Linked DNA regions of Homo sapiens: region 2 is linked to region 1. A link is an interaction called in ENCODE POLR2A ChIA-PET data of the cell type or tissue named here. Cell type or tissue: OCI-LY7. All regions are shown on one strand. Region 1 overlaps RNF215 (ring finger protein 215). Region 2 has its middle 17 kb from the start of MTFP1.

Region 1 (2,500 bases):
GGTGGGAGGTACTGGGTTAGAGTGGTGACCACATCAGCTATGGTTACCTCCCACCGATGGGAGCGCACAGACCCCCAAGGGCAGCTGCAAGGGAACGCTGGGTAGAGCGGGTGTGAGGAGGGCGGGGCAGCGGGAGGTTAGGGGGGCGCATTCACCCAGCCATAAGAGGTCAGGGAGCTTCTAGAGCAAGATGTGGTGGAGGCAGTAGCCGAGGAAAGGGATAAGGTGGAAGAGGGTTCCCAAGACAGGGAACAGTGTGGAAAGGCACAGACACTGAGAGGAGGCAAGTGGCACTGCAGGGAAGGAGCTCAGGCAGGGGAGCTGCAGGGCCTGGTGTGCAGGGGAGAACCCTCTGACCGTGGGTGGGAAGTGGGTGGCAAGGAGGGCATGAGACCCACCCCCACCCAGGAGAACGAAGCAACAGGCCTTGGGGGCTGGCTCCCTCCCGTACAGGGGGGTGCGAACATTCAGGCTGGATGGGTGAGTGGCTGATGGCAGGGCCTGAGAAAGCCGACCAGGAGGAAGTGCAGGAGGATGGGGGTGGGAGAGTGAGCAGGTCCCAGGCTGGGTGCTGGGTTGCTGGGTGCTGGGTTGGGGAGTCTCTGAGGCTACCAGATAGAAGCTTCTGTGTATGCAAAACATCAGGTTTGTTGCCCAGAGAGCCCTGGGCTGGGAATGGATGTGGCTCTCCTTGGAGCTGGATGGGAAGACGTGTAGGGCAGAGTGAGTGATCCTGAGAAGCACACAATGGAAGAGACGGAGCCTTCAGAAGAGGAAGCTGGGGACTGCAGGGACACAGAGGCCGTCAGCATACCTCACCTGCCTGCTCCCTGGCGTTCCTGGGGGTAGATGTTCCTAAGGGAGGCGTGTGGGGGTGGCCCCATGTCCCTGATGACTGCTTCCCTCCCCAGAAACCCCTGCAGCAGCTGTGGAACGCCATCCTGCTGGTGGCCATGCTCCTGTGCACAGGCCTCGTGGTCCAGGCCCAGCGGCAGGCGTCGCGGCAGAGCCAGCGGGAGCTCGGAGGCCAGGTGGGAGCCAGCCCCAGGGAGCCCCAGCACCCTCAGCCCTTGGACCTGCAAGACTGTGCCCGTCCTCTCCCCACAGGTGGACCTGTTTAAGCGCCGCGTGGTGCGGAGACTGGCATCCCTCAAGACACGGCGCTGCCGGCTGAGCAGGGCAGCGCAGGGCCTCCCAGATCCGGGTGCTGAGACCTGTGCGGTGTGCCTGGACTACTTCTGCAACAAACAGGCTAGTGCCCCGGGTAGAGACCAGCCATCAGCTCACCTGTGATGCCTCCCACCTTACTCCTGGGACCTTGGAACCACCACCACCAGGCCCTTCTCCTTCAGCCCCCAGGGCCACAGAGCAGAATTTCAGGGGGGTGGGGGAAGCCGTGAGGTTTCAGTTCCCCAGCTGAGGCGAGGGGCATGGGACCAGGCACCCCCACGTGGAGTCCTGCTTCGGTGACCTGAGCCCTTCCTCCCCCACCCCTGTAGTGGCTCCGGGTGCTGCCCTGTAAGCACGAGTTTCACCGAGACTGTGTGGACCCCTGGCTGATGCTCCAGCAGACCTGCCCACTGTGCAAATTCAACGTCCTGGGTGAGCACCAGGGGTGGGGTCCCTCGGCCTACTCTGCCTGCTCCTCACCTGATGCCTCTCTCCCTGTTCTTCTTCCCCTCCCCTGCAGGGAACCGCTACTCCGATGATTAGCTGCCCAGCTGGACTCTGCACATGGGGATGGACCCTTCCTGCCTGCACCCCGGTCCTCAGCCTGGGCTCCCAGGACAGGACAGGATGGGACAGCAGGATAGACAGGACAGCAAGCCCAGTGGGTGGGAGGAAGGATGAGGGCCCCACCATGTCCACACTGGGAAGGAGGGCCCCACAGCTTCAGACTGAGGATCTAGGGCTGGGACCTGTCAGTCAAGGAAGAGAGGTCACTTTGGGACCTTCTCTGCAATCCTGTGACGTGAGTCTGCCCTCCTTACAGGCAGCTCCCAGGTCAATAAGGAAAGAGAATATGGGGCCAGTGTAGCTGTCGCCAGGGTTCTGGGAGCTCCCTGTGGCCTGTCTGGGAATTCCTGGGGGCTGAGACTACAGTGGCCAGGTTTTGTGCTTATTTATTGGGGGGTGGGTTGAGGGAAGAGCTATCTGGCCTTGGGGTACCCTGGCCTGACCGTCTTTCAGGATACTTCTTGTCAAGGCTGTCTGCCTGTTGCCTTTGGTCCTCAAGCACTGGGAGCCATGGGTCCCACTGCCTGTCCAGCCTGGCTCCCTTCCTGGGCCTGGCTAGGACCAGAGGTCTTAGAAACCGTCCTGTTCTGGAATCCTTGGCTGCGGCTTTGTGTTGCTGACCGGGATACTCGAAGCCACAGGATCAATGTGGTGCCTCATCCAGGGGCATCCTTTTTTTTTTTTTTTTTTTTTTTTAAAGAGTTGGAGTAGGGAAGGTTTAATAGTAAAATAAACGTGGCTATATTTTAACATAAGATGTAAA
Region 2 (2,500 bases), 62 kb before region 1:
AAGACCAGCCTGGCCAACATGGTGAAACCCCAATTCTACTAAAAATACAAAAATTAGCCAGGCGTGGTGGCAGGCGCCTGTAATCCCAGCTACTCGGGAGGCTGAGGCAGAAGAATCGCTTGCACCCAGGAGGCAGAAGTTGCGGTGAGCCGAGATCGTACCACTGCACTCCAGCCTGGGTGACAGAGCGAGACTGCTTCTCATGAAAAATAATATATATAGAGAGAGAGTGAGCAGGACTGGAGAGAAGATATCAAAATGGCAGGGAGAGACCATTTGGCACTCGTCCCCTGGGAGAAGGGAAGAGGGAGATAGATACGAGAGTAGGAGCTAAGAAAAGTACGAGGGGTCCACTCCAAGTGACAGGTGCTGAAATGGGGTAGAACCAACAGGACACTGACTCTGGGTTTATGTCCTCTCTATCCCTCTATCCCACAGCAGCCGTGTGCCCACCTCCAGCCTCCCATGTCAGCCTGTCCCTATGTTTAGTGTCCAACCTCTGATTCTGGCAGTCAAGCGTCTTCCCCAATCCTAACATCAGAGACTTTCAAACCACAGTGACTCCATCTTGAGTAGGGACTGGGTAAAATAAAGCTGAGACCTACTGGGCTGCATTCCCAGGAGGTTAGGCATTCTTAGTCACAGGATGAGATAGAAGGTTGGCACAAGATACAGGTCACAAAAAGTTTGCTGATAAAACAGGATGTGGTGGCTGGGTGCGGTGGCTCACACCTGTAATCCCAGCACTTTGGGAGGCCGAGGCAGGTGGATCACTTGAGGTCAGGAGTTCGAGACAGTCTGACCAACATAGTGAAACCCCGTTTCTACTAAAAATACAAAATTAGCAGGACATGGTGGCATGTGCCTGTAATCCCAGCTACTCAGGAGGCTGAGGCAGGAGAATTGTTTGAACCTGGGAGGCAGAGGTTGTAGTGAGCCAAGATCACACCATTGCACTCCAGCCTGGGTGACAGAGCAAGACTCCGTCTCAAAAAAAAAAAAACAAAAAAAACCAAAAACCCAACATAACACAAAACCGGATGTGGTAAAGAAGCCAGCCGAAAACCACTAAAACCAAGATGGCAAAGAAAGTGACCTCTGATCATCCTCGTTGCTCATGATATGCTACTTATAGTACATTAGCATGCTAAAAGACACTCCCACCAGCACCACAACAGTTTACAAATGCCATGGCAACATCAGGACATTACCCTATATGGTCTAAAAAGAGGAGGAACCGTCAGTTAGGGGAACTGCCCACTTCTTTCCAAAACTGATGAGTAATTGTTTAATATATGTTTTTTGTTTGTTTGTTTGTTTGTTGGAGATGGAGTCCCTCTCTGTTGCCCAGGCTGGGGTGCAGTGGCGTGATCTCAGCTCACTGCAACCTCTGCCTCCCAGGTTCAAGTGATTCTCTTCCCTCAGCCTCCTGAGTAGCTGGGATTACAGGCACACACCACCGTGCTTGGGTAATTTTTTGTGTGTTTATAATAGAGACAGGGTTTCTCCATGTTGGCTTGGCTGGTCTCAAACTCCTGACCTCAGGTGATCCACCTGCCTTGGCCTCCCAAAGTGTTGGGATTACAGGCGTGAGCCATCACACTCAGCTTATGCTTGAAACTACCATTGCAAAATTATAACAGTGAAAGAGATCTGAACTAACCAACTACATCTTGCTTTTTTTTTTTTTTTTTGGAGATCGACTCTTGCTCTGTCGCCCTGGCAGGAGTACAGTCGCACAATCTTGGCTAACTGCAGCCTCTGCCTCCTGGGTTCAACTGATTCTTTTGCCTCAGACTCCCAAGTAGCTGGGATTACAGGTGCCCACCATCATGCCCAGCTAATTTTTGTATTTTTAGTAGAGACGGGGTTTCATCATGTTGGCCAGGCTGGTCTCGAGCTGCTGACCTCAACCTCAAGTGATCTGCCCACCTCGGCCTCCCTTAATGCTGGGATTACAGGCGCTCCACCATGCCCGTTCTCATCTTGCTTCTAACCTCCAAGTTGTCCTTGTTCATTCCTCGGCACAGGCTGAACTAACTTTGGAAGGAACTTAGTTTATAGTTTATAGTTTAAAACAAAGATGATAACAGCCCTTTCCCAGAACAAACCTCCCTCTTGCCTGGAGACTAGACTGCCTTTGTAGGACTAACAAATTAGCCAAAAGTTTATAAATTGTGGTTTAGGAGTCGTGCAGCTGGAGGCTACAAGATTCTGACCCTCCCCAAATTGCTCCTGGGGGTGACATCGCTATTGTAAAGCCTAAGATCGGTGCTTGAGGTATTTTGCAGACCCTGCACTTGACGGATCAGCTGGCACCACACAGATCAATAAACTGGCTCATCTGATCTTGTGGCTCCCACCTGGGAACTGACTCAGCACAAGAGGACAGCTTCCACTCCCTGTGATTTCATCTCCGACCCAACCCATCAGCACTCCTGACTCACTGGCGGCCCCCCACTCACCAAATTATCCTTAAAAATCCTGATCCCCGAATGCT

The links. ChIA-PET counts read pairs that join two places held together with the same protein. Peaks named below come from ENCODE experiments on the same cell type or tissue, not always from the same donor. Only the 100,000 strongest peaks of a DNase experiment are listed, where the experiment ranks them.
Region 2: POLR2A ChIA-PET joins it to region 1 with 5 read pairs; 2 of 35 experiments call an interaction of 5 or more read pairs at or near these places.

What each region holds. Positions count from the first base shown.
Region 1 is chr22:30,378,813-30,381,312 of GRCh38, reverse strand. It overlaps RNF215 (ring finger protein 215), which reads left to right. Exons shown (of 9, transcript NM_001017981.2): 6 at 912-1,031; 7 at 1,108-1,251; 8 at 1,500-1,602; 9 at 1,691-2,492. The coding sequence ends at 1,713. Among named protein-coding and RNA genes, the nearest start is that of KIAA1656, 2.2 kb to the right of the region's middle. In OCI-LY7, no CTCF peak of the experiment used is centred here; a DNase peak (open chromatin) is centred at 1,442.
Region 2 is chr22:30,441,192-30,443,691 of GRCh38, reverse strand. No RefSeq gene overlaps it. Among named protein-coding and RNA genes, the nearest start is that of MTFP1, 17 kb to the right of the region's middle. RefSeq lists an enhancer at 983-1,032. In OCI-LY7, no CTCF peak of the experiment used is centred here; a DNase peak (open chromatin) is centred at 1,081; H3K4me3 peaks cover 488 bases.